Regions from separate parts of the Homo sapiens genome. Here region 1 is linked to region 2. Evidence: read pairs that join two places in POLR2A ChIA-PET (ENCODE). Cell type or tissue: K562. All regions are shown on one strand.

Region 1 (8,000 bases), 300 kb after region 2:
AAATCTTTTATACTGTATTTTTATGGTAGCTTTTCTATGTTTAGATAAACAAATACTTACCATTGTGTTACAACTGCTTACAGTATACAGTAACAACGCTGTACTGGTTTGTGGCCAGCAGCAACAGGCTATACCTCACAGCCTAGGCGTGTAGTAGGCTACACTATCTTGGCTGTGTAAGCACACTCTACGATGTTCACAGAATGATAAAATCGCCTAAGGACACATTTCTCACAATGCTTCCCAATTGTTAAGTAGTGCATGGTTGTATAAACAAAGGAATATTATTCAGCCTTAAAAAAGAAGACCCTGACATTTGGCACAACATAGGTAAACCTAGAGGAGATTATTCTAAGTGAAATAAACCAGAGAAAGAAAAATACTTCATGATCTCACATATATGTGGATTATCTTTTTAAAAAGTCAAATACACAGATAGAGGATATTACAATGGGTACCAGGGGGTGGATGTGAGAAAATGAGGAGATATAGGTCAAAGTTACAGGTATATGGCATGAAGTCTAGAGATCTAATGTATAATATGAGGACTATAGTTAATGATACTGTATTGTATTCAGGATTTTTGCCAAAGGAGAGTATCATTGCTCTTGCCACAAAAAATAAAGGAGGTAACTATGTGAGATGATGGATATGCTAATTTACCTGACTATAGTAGCCATTTCTCTATGTACATGTATTAATATATCAAAACATCAAGTTGTATAACTTAAATATACACACAAAAAATAAATTTGTATGTTTTATACTCCTTCCACAATGGTCAAGATTCCTTAAATCTTAGTTGAAATTATGGTCATACTATGTAAGAGGCAAAAACATGACTTAAGGGAACATTAGAGAGGAGTAAATATAATATAAAAGCCCTACTGAAAATGAGGAGAAAACAAAGTGTCTGTACCCTTATAAAGAGTGAAAGCCCTGCCCCCTTCTCCTATAGAACCCCTAGCAAGGAGACTGGAAGAATCAAAAACAATCCACCCAAAAAATGGCCTGCAGGGACACAGTCCCAGAGAAAGAGACTATGTACAACAAGGTACAGTAAGTAAGACCTGCCCACACACAGGACTTCCAATCGACTTCTTAGTGCTTACTCCTACAGATGAACAGATCAACCAGGGCCACCAGATGCTCCAGGAAAGACAGGAGTCCAAAAAGAAAATTCGGTAAGTTTGAATATATTTTGAGCAAATTTTCAGTTCTGTTGAAGTATTGGGGGTAGAATCAGTGTATTAGTACACAAATAAAAAACAGGGCAATGATGTGCTACAGAAATGGTAAAACATGTTCAAGAAAGGAAACGCAATTATCCTACAGTACACAGCTGAACTAAAAATAACATCAAAAATAATAATGTAAAAGCTGAGTTAACCAAAAATGGTAATAAGATGGAAAAAGGAAAAAGTCTGTGTGCCGACAAGCGTGCTGGGAACCCAGAGGGAACACTTGTGGAATGCAGGAAGAACCAATGACTATCTTCCATCTTAGGGCGATAATAGTTAATGTCTGCAACTGAAAAATCAAGAAATCACAATATAAGTATGTTACTTCGAAACATGGACAGAACTGAAAGCATTTGCCTTACAGGAGTGGGAATCAGAAATAGGGTGAACATGGGTCTGTTATTTTTCATTAAAACCTTGTACTTCTATACAAGTTTTAAAACTACATATGTGTATTACTTTGATGCAAAAAATAAAATAAAAAAATGCCAAAGAGAAACATAAGACCAGTTTGGGAATAAAACTCTCCAACAGGACCAAAATTTAAAAAGTTAAATTATGTTATGTTCTTTAAAAATATATATATAAAACAATGGATTTCTCAAACTTCTTCCATTTTGGTCCCTTTTTCTTCTCTAATTCTGTATGCATGAAGCAAACCTGTTTGACAATTTCTGCCACAATGAAAAAGTGGAAATGAAATGCTGAAGAAAAATGAACCCAGTAGCAGCAAAAGCATTTGTATCAATTACCAAAGAACCATTTTGAGAGAGTTTTTAATAGTGGTTAATAGTCATTCTGGAAAAAAAAAAAAAAAAAGCACCGCTTCATAAATCTGAAGAAAGACATAACATTTCTAATACAGGTTCTCACAGGAACATCTACCAGAAAGAAATGTAAAGACTAGTAAATCTTACGTAGGGACATGTCTGTTCTGTTAACTCTAACTCTAATCCAAGTAATGGTAACTTACCACTTCATGAATGGATCTGTTGAAGCCATCATCTTCCGTAAGGATCAACAATATTATAAGGGCCATATACACATGGTGTGAATTCCTTTCTTCAACATGATACAGAATCTCAAGAATTGGTAAAACCTAGAGAATAAAAATTATAATTGACTATTTCAATACTTCATTATAAATCCAAATGTTTTAAATCTTTACACTTTCATTTTGTGCTCTTTGCTTTAATATCAGTTATATTTTTCATTAGAGAAAAAACCATATAAACCCACTTCTGACTGAATGTATTTTCCAAATGTATAGCTAAGATGCCAGTGGAGAAAATCACCACTAACTCTGTGAAGGTCTCTTAAGGTCTAACCAACATAAAGGTTGGATCTGCAAGGACCATTTAGGCTCGTTGTTTGTTTTGAAGATTTTAAGAAGTCACATTGCCTTCTCCCAACTTAACCAAAAAGTGGGAGTAGCGGGGAGAGCACAGCTGCTCAGAAGTTAACTTTTTAATTTATGTGCTTAGCACCACCTTTTTAAAGCTAGTAAGTAAAAAATATATTTCAAGAAATATATTTTAAATAAATATGTAATTAGACTCTTGGAACCCAAGGTGCATTTTCTCAACATGTGTATTAAGATCTGCTCTTCAGTATATCTATCAAACATTTCATTTCATAATGCTGTTTACCATTGTGCTTATTTCAAATCATTGACACCTTCAATTTGTTCCTTCTTCACTAAAGTAAGGAGGTTACTGAAATTATTTATTAAAGATGGGCAGACTATCTACATAGCATGTCTTGTTGGAAACAACCATGAACACTATCCACTGAATGCTAGAAAACAGGCAAAAAAAAAAATCTATCATCTAAATCAGACAACACATGTAATGAGCAAATTGTTTACACATACAAGTCCTTAAAGCACAGGCTGGTATGCAAAGCCCACCAAAACAAGCTGGTATGCCTGGGGCATACGTGTTTTGACAGGCACACCTATTGCAGGAAGCTTTTAAAATGTGGCACTGGTATGTTTTGTTCTTTTACAAGTTGTAGCTAAAACTTCCTCTAAATTATGAAGTTCAGTGCATGAGCACTATTAACTTCCAGGAACGAAGTATACCAGTTACCAAGCAGTCATTGCTCTGTCTCTTTTCCCAGGCATTCTTGTCTTCGGAGTTCCTTCTGACATTTTGTCAAACATAATACATTGTACTCACATTCCACATTACCTAGTAAGCATAGTTACATTTTTTAGTCATTTAACTCAACATTTGTTAATTCTGATTCTGGAGTTTTCAATATGCCACATAACATTTCCATTAACAACAGACCACATATATAACAGTCTGTGGTTGTATTGTCTCATAAGATTACAACATCATATTTTTACTGTACCCTTTCTATGTTTAGATACACAAACGCCATTGTGTTACAAGTGCCTGCAGTATTTAGTACGGTAACATGATGTACAGGTTTATGGCCTAGGAGCCATAGGCTACACCATAAAGCTTAGGTGTGTAGTTAGGCTCTACGATCTAGGTTTGTGTAAGTACATGCTATGATATTTGCACAATGACAAAATCACCTAATAAAACATTTCTCAGAACGCCTCCCCACATTAAGCAACATGTGACTGTATATTTTATGCCTTTTTTTTTTTTTTTGGCTACGCCTGTAGAAAGCACATCTTACCTATAGTACATAATACCAATAGAGTACTGAAAATATTGACAAGACACACAAGCAAATGGTATATTCAAAGAAATAATAATGTAAGAGTAAGTAACGGGTCCAATGAGACTATGTCAGAATAGTACTTCATTCTTTTAAATATTTGTATTCAGATACAATTTACAGACCATACAATCCATTCAAAGTGCACAATTCAATGGTTTACCATATACTCAGAAATATGTGTAACCATCACCACAGGCAACTTGAAAAATTTCATTATCTCAAAAACAAACCCCATACCCTTTAACTATCACCTCCCCCAGACCCCTATCTACCCTGCCCAAAGGAACCACTTTCTGTCTCTATAATTTCCCTATTCTGGACTTCCGTATGAATAGAATCATACACTACGTAGATTTTTGTGACTTTCTTTCACTGAACATGTTACCAAAGTTCATCCATGCTGCAGTATGTATCAGGATCTCATTCCTTTTTATGTCAAATAATATCTCATTGCATAAACATACCACATTTCATTTATCCATTCTTCTGTTGACTAGCATTTGAACTGTTTCCACTTTTTTGCTATTATGAACAATGCTTCTATAAACATTCATTTACAAGTTTTCCTGCAGACATATACTCATTTCTCTTGGGTATATATCTAGCCTTGGAATTGCTGGATCATATGGTAACTGTTTCATTGTTTCAGGAACTACCAGACTGTTTCAAAGCCATTGCATCATATTACATTTCCACCAACAGTGTATGAGAGATTAGATTTCTCCACATCCTCACTTCTTATTATCTAACATTTTATTCTAGGCATCACAGTGGGAGTAAAGTGGTATTTCGCTGTGATTTTGATTTACACTTACCTGATGACTAATAATGTCAAGTTGTTTTTTTCATGGGTGTATTACTAGCTATTTGTATATCTTCCTTGCAGAAATGTTTACTCAGATCTTTCATCCATTTTTTAATTGGGTTGTCCTTCTACTATTGGGTTTAAAAAGTTCTTTACATACTATAGATACAGTTCCTTACCAGAAAAGTGATTTGCAAATATCTTCTCACATTTTGTGGGCTGTTTTTTCACTTTCTTGATGGTCCTTTGAAGCACAAACGTTTTTATTTTGATGCAGTTCAATTTACCTGTTTTTTCTTTCATTGCTCATGCTTTTGTTGTTATATCTAACAGTCATTTGCCAAATTCAAGGTCATGAAGATTTACCCCCATTTCTTCTAAGAGGTTTATAGTTTTAGCTCTTTTTAGGTCTTTGACCCATTTTGAATTAACTTTGTATATGGGGTGAAGCAAAAGCCCAACTTTATTCCTTTGCAAGTGACTACACAGTGGCACCAGTACCATTTGTTGAAAAAACCTATTCTTTCCACATTGGTCTTGGCACCCTGGCTAAAAATCAGTTGATGATAGGTATATGGGTTTATTTCTAGACTCTCAATTCAACTCCATTGATGTATTATGTCTATCCTTGTGCCAGTACCACACTGTATTGATTAGTGTTGCTTTATAGTAAGTTTTGAAATTAGAAAGTATGAGTCCTCCAAATTTGTTCTTTTTCAGGATTGTTTTGGCTATTCTTGGACCTTTGTAATTTTACATGAATTTTTTAATCATCTTGTCAATCTCTATAAAGAAGTCAACTAGGATTCTAATAGGTATTGTGCTCAATGTGTATGTCAGTCTGGGGAATACTGCCATCTTAACAATGTGAAGTACTGTGATCAGGGCTGGGTATGGTGGCTCATGCCTGTAATCCCAGCACTTTAGGAGGCCAATGTGGGAGGATTGCTTGAGGCCAGAAGTTTAAGACCAGCCTGGGCAACATAGCAAGACCCTATCTCTATCTCTATTTTTTTTATGTTGCAATCAATGAATATGTGTTTCCCCATTTCTTTCAATAATATTTTGTAGTTTTCACAGTGTAAGTTTTGTACTTCTTTTGTTAAATTTCTGATGCTATTATGAACAGAACTATTTTCTTAACTTCATTTTGGGATTTCTCATATATAAAAATACTATTTTTTGCATATTGACTTTTTATACTGATCCAGTATCCTGCAACTTTGCTGAACTCATCTATTAATTCTAAGAGTTTTTTAGTGGATTCCTTAGGATTATCTATATATAAGATAATGTCATCTGCAAATACAGATAATTTTACACCTTGCTTTCCAATCTAGATATGTTTAATTTCTTTCTCTTAATCAAATGCCCAGGCTAGAATCTCCAGTAAAATGTTGAATGAAATGGCAAAAGCAGACATCCTTGTTTTGTGGCTGATCTCGGGGAGAAAGAAAACAGTGTTTTACCATTAAATATGATGTGAGCTGTGGGGTTTTCATAGAAGCCCTTTACTCATCTAAGGAAGTTCCCTTCTATTCCTAGTTTGTTAAATATTTTTATTTCATAAAAAAGTGATTACTTTGTCAAATGCTTTTTTCTGTATCTATTTAAATAATCATATGATTTTTGTTTTTTGCTCTGTTGATATGATGTATCACAATAACTGACTTTCAGATGTCCAATCAAGCTTACATTTCTGGGATAAATCCCACTTGGATATGGTATATAATTACTTTTATAATAGCACTTTAATTCTGAAAGAACTATCTAAACTGAGATCTGAAAAACTACTAGGAGTTATCTGAGAAGAGGAAAAAGGAGAAAATTTCAAGGAGAAGTATTCTAGAGAGAAAAACCAAGTCTAAAGTTAGGAGATAGGTCAGATTGAGAGACATTAAATTAATTCATTATGATTAAATAAAGAATAAAAAGAACATAATGGCAAAGAGATGAGACCCAAAATGGAAGCTGTGGCAAAATTATAAAGTGTCTTGTTAGCCACGTTAAGAGTAAGAGCTTTAACCTGAGGGCACTGTGGAGACATGAAAGGGCTTTAAAAGTAGGGAAGTGACATGATCAGATTTGACTCTAATATACTCACTCTGGAAACAGGATAAAAAATATTAAAGAATAGCAAGTCAGAAAGCAGGAAAACCAGTTAAAGATGTTGCAATAATTTTAGTAAGAGATGAAGGCAGCTTAGACCAAAGGAATCGCAATGAGGAAAAAGAACACTAATACATTCCAAAGATAATAAGGAGAGAAAATAAAAAATATTTGGTTGGATATGGGGGAATGAGACAGAGGAGTCAAAGCTTTTGCCAACTCTATGGATGGCTCCCTGTGACAGAGAATACAGGAGTAAGAGAAGGAAGAGCAGGGAAAATAATGAACCCAATTTTTACATGTTTGGTTTAAGGTGTCTATGAGACGGCCACTGGGAAATGTCTGGGGCAGCTGGATACATGGATATGAGATACAGGTAATCAGGACTGCAAATACAGAACTGAACATATATGGCACATATAAATGGGAACATATACACTGGCAACATATAAATGGCAACTGAATTTGCTTAGATGTTTTAGGGAGAAGTACAGGGAAAAAACAAAAAGGACAGAATCCTGCAGCAGGACACATTTAAGGACAAGGAAAAATAACACATAAAAGAGAGAGAAAAGCAGTAGGCATAGAGGTGGAAAAACCAGCAGAGTACAATGATTGGAAAGCCAAGGTATATGTTTGTAGATATACGAACTGCACGTTTGGGCCCCCAAAATTAGTATGTTAAAACCCTAACCCACAATGGGACACTATTAAGAGGTGGGGCCCTTGGGAGGAGATTAGGTAACAGGGGTGGAGCCCTCATGACGGGATTAGTACCCTTATAAGAGATAGGAGACAGCTTGCTTCTTCTCTGCCTCTGCTCACTGCCATGTGAGAACACAGCAAGTATATGACTATTGACAAACCAGTAAGCAGGTCTGCACCAGACTCCAAGGGGGCTGACATCTCTATCTTAGAAATCCCAGCCTACAGAACTACGAGAAATAACTTTCTGTTGTTTAAGCACCAGTCTATGGTATGTTTGTTAAAGCAGTCAGGCCAGACTAAATTCTGAACTGACTAAGCCAGAACTGACTAAGACATAGGTATTTGGCGGTTTAAAGAATAAAGAGATGAACAGTGTCATGCAGCAATGCAGTCAAATAAGAAAATTATGAAACATGCCCAGAGATTTACTAATAATC
Region 2 (8,000 bases):
TAGGTTTACAGGAAGGTTGCAAAGAGAGTTCCAGTATTACCCCATATTCAATTTCCATCTTAAATTATTCTGTCAATATTCGTCACAACCCTGAAACTAGCGTTGGTATATTACTATTAACGAAATTCCATACTTTACTCCAATTCATTTTTCCCTAACGTCCTTTTTCTCTTCCAGAACCCATCCAGGATTCCACACAGGTCAAGTATTTTGTAGAATGTCCTTCAACAGGATTTGTCTGATGTTTTTCTCATCGTTAGACTGGAATTATGGGTTAGGGAAAAGAAGTCCACATCATATTGCGGTGCATGCTGTCAACATGACTTAGCACTGGTGATGCTGACCTTCAGCACTGGTCAGGTAGTGTTTGCAGGTTTCCCCACTATAAAGTTCTTCTCTCCCACAACCTCCTTCCATACTGTGTGTAGCCTTTGGAAGCAAATCACTAAGGGCAGTGCACCCTCAACGGGAGAGGGAATTAGGCTCCACTTCCTTCAGGGGAGTTTACCTACATACACAGATACGTAGTGTTTTGTCTACATGAATTATTTGAAATTATCTGCATGCGAGATTGTCTCTTCTTCTCCATGCACTTATCCAACCATGCCTTTGTATTAGCATGGGTTCATTCACAAGTATTTTATTTATTTATTTATTTATTTATTTATTTATTGAGACAGAGTTTCGCTCTTGTTGCCCAGGCCGGAGTGCAGTGGTGCAATCTTGGCTCACTGCAACCTCTGCTTTCAAGTGATTCTCCTGCCTCAGCCTCCCGAGTAGCTGGGGTTACAGGTGCCCGCCACCACGCCCAGCTAATTTTTGTATTTTTAGTAGAAATGGGGTTTCACCGTGTTGGCCAGGCTGGTCTCAAAACTCCTGACCTCAAGTGATCCGCCTGCCTCAGCCTCCCGAAGTGCTGGGATTACAGGCGTGAACCACCGCACCCGGCCCCTATTTTATATTTTATATTTGAATCTAATACTACATTATTGATTTTGTTGTTCCAGTTGTTCCAGGTTTGAGGCTGGGCCCTCTTTCAGGTTGGTCCCTGTGTCCTTCTGACATACCCACATCCCTTTCATCTTGAGCACTTTCTTACTTCCCAGAACCACAAGGTGTTCCGGACTCATCTTCAGCATTTCCAGCCCCAGTCCTAGGATCCGCCATTTTTGAACATTTTGAACAGAGCAGACTGGCCACTTTTGACCCCTTTTTCCATTAAGATGTAGGTAGTTCTCTTGCGGGAAAGAACCCAGCCTTATTATCTGGTGCAAGCCAGTCAATTGCAAGTAACTTGAAAGGGAGTTCAGTGTTTTACAGGGTGTTTGTTTCCATGGCTGGCATAGCTAGGACCTCACCTTCAGGCCCATCGCCCTTTCTCTCAAAAGGTTTTCAGTTTGCTAGAAGCCACTTTCCTCCCTCACTTTACTTAGATTGCAATGTAGACCCGCCCCAAGTGAGTCAGGCTAAGGAGTTGAGAGAATAATTTAGAGAGGCCCTCTTCTCCTCCTGCAAGTCCTTTGACCTGCCAGCCTGCAAATCTGCTATATAAAGATAGATAAGTAGCCAGCTAGCTACACACACACACAAACACACACACACACACACACACACACACACACACCCATATACCAAAACCGAGAAGGCTACGGAGAGAGGGCAGTGGAGGCATTCACTCTGAGAATTACTGTTCAAAGGGGAAAAACAGGGAGGCACTTGGGCAATCCAGAAATGCAGGTCTGAGCTGGCCTAGGGTTTTAGCAAAGGAGGAGTGAGTTCTTCAGAACAGGACCAATTAAAACCTTTTAAAGTAATTGTTCCCCTGCCTTCTTTCAAAGTTGAGCTCTAATCGTGGCCTTTCATTCTTCCCACCACTCCATCATTTTAAATTAACCTTGCGATTCCCTGCAGCTGCCTCTCACCCATCACAGACATGCTAATGCACGTGTGTGCTGCTGGGGGGCGGTGGGAGGGGACCCTGACACTAGCTTTGTGAAACAGCATCCCTGTGGGCTCTGTTCCACTCACCCCCCTACCCACCCTGGCAGAGCAGAGGGGAGGGAGGAAGGAAGCAGGCAGGTTAGCAGAGCGCAGGACCAGGCAGTAAAGTCTCCTAGCTGCGCTACCTCGCTACCTCGGGGTGTCCACATTACTCAGCCCCTCGGAGCCATGGGGGTGGGGAGGGCAGGGCCTCCTGGGACAGGACCATAAACCGTTTATGAATCCCTAAATGTCACACATCAAGTCGACATCACCTGTTCACCTTCATTCTTCTCTCCCTTTGTGAAAAGTCTCTCTTCGCATTCCCTCCGGGCCTCTCCCCTCCTGACCCTTTGGAGTAGGAGCCTTCAAAGCCCTGAAGGTTCCCGAGTGATGTGGGAAGTAAAGTTCTCAATGGAGGTCTCCTCCTAGTGAAAGGGCACTCTGTACTTAATGGAACTGGCCAGACCGTGAAGGTTACCTTGACCTTGTCTGCATGATAAATACAACTGGAGCGGGGCGGAAGGCACACCATTCAGAAAAGCAAACTGCTTGCATCTTCTTTATTTTTAATCTCACTCCATTTTGCTTCTCTGCAGGATCAAAGCAAGTTAAGGAGAGACAGCCTCTGTCTTTCAATCCTAGGGGCAGCTCGTGCAGTCGCCCCGCCGCGGCCACTCTCCTAACACGGGCAGAGGGGGCAGCGACGTGCCCCGGTCGCTCAGCCAGCTGGTGGCAGGGCTGTGACGGCAACCCAGGCCCCCAGACGCCTCTCCGCGTCTAGGCGCTTCCCATAATGGAAGGCTTCGCTCCATTAAAAGTTATTTTAGGGAATCCACAAGCCCACCGCCATCCCCCCCAAAGTGGAAATTTTATGTAAACGAGTCAAAATAAAGCAACAGTTTCTTAATAAGTATGTTTGGAGTTACACTCTGGACTAAGACGAGCCGAATCGGGCGAGGGGATGCGGACTTAAAGGTTCCAGTGTTCTTCTCCATACGGCAAGACTATTTTTAAAAATTTAAGGACGTCTTCCAGTCCACAGTCCACACCGCCTACACCCCCGCAGGTCAGACAGGCGCGAGTTCAGCCCGGTGACCCCGCCATCCTCGCGGCCCCCACCCTGGGGCCAGGGAAGAGGGCGTGGCCGACCCCAGCCCCCTCACCGAAACCGGGCCTGTCCCCTCCCCCATCGCGGTCCCGCACGGCGGCGGAGGGGCCGAGGGGTGGCGGCACCGGGATCCCGCCGCCACCCCGGCGCGCACGGAGGCAGGGTTGGGGGAAACACGATTCCTGGGGAGATTGGAGGAGGCGATGCCGCCGAGGCTGCGGGGGAGTTCTCCCGGAGAACTCGGGGGCCGGGTGGGAATGCGACCTCCAGGGCAGCTATCGCTGCTCCCCCGTAACTGCCGCAGGGACCCTCCCGGGGTGGGGGTGGGGACGCGGGGCTTCCGTCCCTTCCGGGCCGCGGAGGTGCAGGCCCGAGGGGCCCGTGCAGTCAGACGTGCAGTGTGCGCGGCCCGTGACTCAGCCGGGTGGCGACGCGAGGCCGGGGAGGCAGGGGGAAGGGGCGGGCGGGCCGGGCGCGCAACCGGGACCCCGCGGCCTCGGGAGAAGCGAGGTGCGCGCGCCCAGGAGTGGGGGGCGGGGCGGCGGGCGCGCGCGCAGCGGAGGCGCCGGGCGGCGGCGAGGGCCGGGCCGTATGCCGTCTTCCCGGCGCCGCGCTCCCAGAGCTCGCGCCGCCTCCCGGGGCGCCGCGCGGGTGGCGCAGGTAGAGGCCGGGCGGGGGTGGCAGCCACCCCGGGGCTCAGGTTCCAGCCGCCAGGCTTGGCCCTCAGCGGGCGCTGTCAGAGGGCGGGCCCGCGGGAGCGGGGCGGCGGCGGCGGCGGCAGAGGAGCGCAGGGCGGGCGGAGACCGTCGGGGTCACCTCTCCAGCCCCCCGCGGTGGCCGAGCCACCCGCAGTTGCGCTCGAGGCGCCGAGGCGGGGTGGCCGAGCGAGACCCGGGCCGGGCGCGGCTCGGGCCGCACAGCCGCGGCGGCGGCTGCAGACCTGTAAACCTTAATGACAGCAATCTTGCCCGTCTGCGCCTCTGACTCACGTGGTGACCCAGCCTCCAGTCACCCGGCGGCCGCCCTCCGGCCTCAGTTTCCCCCGCCGCCGAACAATGAAGCCACTGTGTCGCCGTTCATTTCTGAGCGCCGTTTCACACGCGGAGCGCCGCCGCCTCCCTGGGGAAGGGACCGAGGCGTCCGGCTTTTAATTATCCCCGGTGGGCGGGCGTGGGGAGGCCGCGCTCTGCTGGATAATTGAACCCTGGGACTATTCCCTCGTCAGCCCAAGCTCTTTATCTTAAGCCGTCCTTTCCTCTTCATCGTATTTAAATTTTACCCCTTCCTCTCCACGCTGGTGGGACTGCTTGAAAAACAATGAAATGGGCCGGTTAGGTGGCTCACGCCTGTAATCGCAGCACTTTGGGAGGCCCAGGCTGGGGGATCACCTGAGGTTAGGAGTTCAAGACCAGCCTGGCAAACATGGTGAAACCCTGTCTCTATTAAAAATACAAAAAAAAAAGGGGGGGGGGGAAAGAAATTGGCCGTGCATGTGGCGCATGCCTGTAATCCCAGCTACTTGAGAGGCTGAGGCACGAGAATCAGTAGAACCCGGGAGAAGGAGGTTGTAGTGAGCCGAGATGGCGCCATTGCACTCCAGCCTGGGCGACAAAGCGAGACTCCGTCTCAAAAAAAAAAAAGAAAAGAAAAGAAAAGAAAAGCAATGAAATGACTCCCCGCCTAGTTTAGGCAATTTGTGTTTTCCCGAATATCAAGGGTTCAGTCAATTTGCTCGCAACGAACTTGAGCCCTTCCTGTGGGCCAGGCCCAGTGTGCCCAGCACTGAAGCCACCGCTGCTCAGAAGCCACAGCAGGTTCTGAGGAGGCACAGCGGCGGAGAGGCCACCTCTTCCTGGTTCTGTTCTGCAGGCATAAAAGGGATCAGACTACTGACGGGCGAAGCTGAGTAAACCCCACATACATTATTATGCTGAGTGAAGAAGCCAAACACAAAAGGATACATATGGTGTGGCCCCCATTTATGGAAAACCCTAGAAGAGACAAATGTAGTCCCTAGTCCACCAAAAGTATTGGTTGTCTTGCGGTGGGGGTGGGGGCAGTGACTGGGATGAGGACAAGGGAATTCTGGGGGTGATGGAACTGTCCCATATCTTGATTCAGTCTCTGGCACCTGCGACCGCAGAGCACTCCCCACCCACCTACCGGCCTCTCTGGACCCTGAGACTTCAGGTTACTGAGGAGTCAGTAACCTTCCCCACTGGAAGGCCTTTCCCCCATGGCCCCTCACCCCCCATTCCTCCCTGGCCCTGGGTGCCCCATTTCCGGGAGCGGTTATGTGGATGGAAGTATACAGTTGTCCCAACTCATCCAACACTGAATGCAAAATGGGTGCATCATACTGTATGTAGGTGGTACCCCAAGAAAGCTGGCCGAAGCCCTAAGGGTGTGGGAAGCCAGGAGGCTAGGAGGCTTGGTGAGGGTAGCACTTTGGTCATGGAAGGGGATGGAGAGGAGAAACGTTGCTTGTTGAGGTCTCCAAAGAGAAGGCGTCACATGTTTTATGGAAATCTTACAAGCCCCAAATGTTACTATTATTATCCCCGTTTGACTACTGGGGAAACAAACTTAGGCTGAGTGAGCTGCCCAGCCTCCCTAACCCTGTCCCTGGCAGATGGTACTGAGAGGATCTGTCTTCCTCTCTCAGTGGACACGACAGATTCATCGCTGTGTGGGGGACACCGAGTGTGAGCGTCAGGGTCAGCAGCAGGGCCTTGGAGGCAGAGGGGACCCTGTGAGAATCCTGCCCTCTTTCTAGTGCTGTGACCTGGGCCATATTGGCTTCTCTCAACCCCAGGCCAAGTCCTCCCCTGTGTAAGATGGAGAAGGTCCCACCTCGGGCCTGGCGTGAGGAGATGAGGGCGCTTAGGTGGGTGCCTGGTTCGAGGCGTGCCCGTGGTGTTAGCTGTACCTCTGTGACCTTGGGCGAGTCCCTTCCCTGTAAGGGCCGCAGTGTCCTCATCTGTAAAATGAGAGGGTGGCTTTAAAGTGCCTTCCACATCCTGGTATCCTGGAGTATTTGGAGGGGCCACGGGGGAAAAGCAATGGAGGAACTTCCGGGGAGGGGCAGCAGGTGCAATTGAAGGAAGGAGGTGTCCCGGGCATCCCCATTGCTTCTGTGGAACCCAGGAGGGTGAGGGGTCTGTGGGGTCGTGTTCTGACCCATGTCCTGCACCATGAAGGGGAGATTCCTCCAACACCATGGCTGAGGGGGCCGCAGCATTGCTGGAACTCATCAAGGGCATAGGGGGTGGGGCTTTGCTCCCTTAGGAAGCGGCCTCCTCCACCGTTGGGCAGTTCCGGTTTCCAGAACATCATCCTTGTGTGGACCCAGCATCTCCCCCAGATCTCTTCTGAGCCTCCGACCAGGCACCTCAAGCTGAGGGCATCCCTTGACCAGGAATATTTTCCTCGGCTCAGTCTGTCCAGACCGTTCCCTCCCTAACTAAGGGATAGTCCAGAGTTCTGGAAGGAAGGGCCTTCCTGAGGGGAGGCCAGCTGTGCCTGCCCACTGAGGACCTTCAGCCCGTTCTCTGCCATTGCAGACCCCGTGTCGGCCCCACTCCCAGGGGCAGGCGAAGGCTTGGCCACTGAGACACCTGAGTTTCTGGCTCTAGGACGTGGCACCCTCACAGCTAGGCCTCCCAGCTCTCCCTGCACAGAGGCCACCCAGCCTGGGAGGCTTGCAAAGTGCAGCACAAATTCACACACCCCACATCACACACACCCACACACAGCACACACACATACACCACACGCATACCACACTAATTCTCCATTCTCACACCATGTACACACAACGCAACCCTCTCCAACCACACATACCTCGCTCCCTGCGTGTGTGCGTATATACCACATCCCCCACCCCCACACAACACACAACACAACCCTCTCCAACCACACATACCCCGCTCCCTGCACGTGTGCGTATATACCACATCCCGCACCCCCACACAACACAGTCACACTCTATACCCAGAGAGTCTCACATGTAGCACCCAGGTTGTGTCCTACACAAGGGTGCCCAGCTGAGGGTCTGAGGCAGCTCCCAGGGTCCTGGGGCAGGGCTGGGCACCTGGAGGGAGGAAGGGTGCCTCCTAACTGGCATGAAGGTGCCCTGTGCACTGGCTGAGACTCTGGCACCCATGACCACAGAGCACTCCCCACCCAACTCCAGTCCTCTCTGGACGGTGAGACATCAGGCCCCTGAGGACCCCCAGCCCTCCCTACTGGAAGGGCCTGCCCCATGCCCCACTCCACCATTCCTCCCTGGCCCTGGGTACCCCACTAGTGAGTACCTGGCTCCAGGCACAACTGGCTCTTCTCTCTCCAAGCCCCTCAGTCTCTTAGTACCTGGACCATTCCCTTCATCCCCCACATGCTTATGGGGCACCTGCTGGTGCCAGGCCCTGGCTCAGTGCTGGGGAGCCAGAGGGGACAAAGTCACACTCATCCTCAGCAGGCATCTGCCATCTACACACCAATGGCCATGCCCAGGGAGCAGGACTGTGGCAGAACATCCCTGGCAGCTGTGGGAGCCCCCTGACTAGGGAGCAGTCAGGGAGAGCTTCCTGAAACAGGTGGCAGTAGACAAAGGCACACGCCTTCTAACTGCTGTGACTCACTGCACGCTGATCTCTGCCCCCTCTCACCACAAAGGGAGGCCGTGGTGTGGAATAGAGACTGGGCTTTAGTCGCAACCTTGGGAAAGTGTATCAGCCTCGGCCTTAATGTCCTTGTCTGTGGGATGAGAATTTCAACACTGCCCTTGCAGGAGAATAGTTGAGGTGGCATAAGGTGGGTGCTGAAGCCAGACAGACTACCTTCAGTCTCAGCGTCGTCACTATGAGCCATGCAACCTTGGGGAAGCTAGCTTCCCTTTCTGGCGCAG

What was found. Peaks named below come from ENCODE experiments on the same cell type or tissue, not always from the same donor. Only the 100,000 strongest peaks of a DNase experiment are listed, where the experiment ranks them.
Region 1: POLR2A ChIA-PET joins it to region 2 with 5 read pairs; 2 of 35 experiments call an interaction of 5 or more read pairs at or near these places.

The regions. Positions count from the first base shown.
Region 1 is chr18:49,269,964-49,277,963 of GRCh38, forward strand. DYM (dymeclin) reads right to left here. Exons shown (of 18, transcript NM_001353214.3): 11 at 2,215-2,340. Among named protein-coding and RNA genes, the nearest start is that of DYM, 190 kb to the right of the region's middle. In K562, no CTCF peak of the experiment used is centred here; no DNase peak of the experiment used is centred here.
Region 2 is chr18:48,972,332-48,980,331 of GRCh38, forward strand. No RefSeq gene overlaps it. Among named protein-coding and RNA genes, the nearest start is that of SMAD7, 25 kb to the left of the region's middle. RefSeq lists silencers at 3,404-3,523, 3,624-3,923, 3,954-4,073. In K562, no CTCF peak of the experiment used is centred here; a DNase peak (open chromatin) is centred at 3,630; H3K4me3 peaks cover 1,509 bases.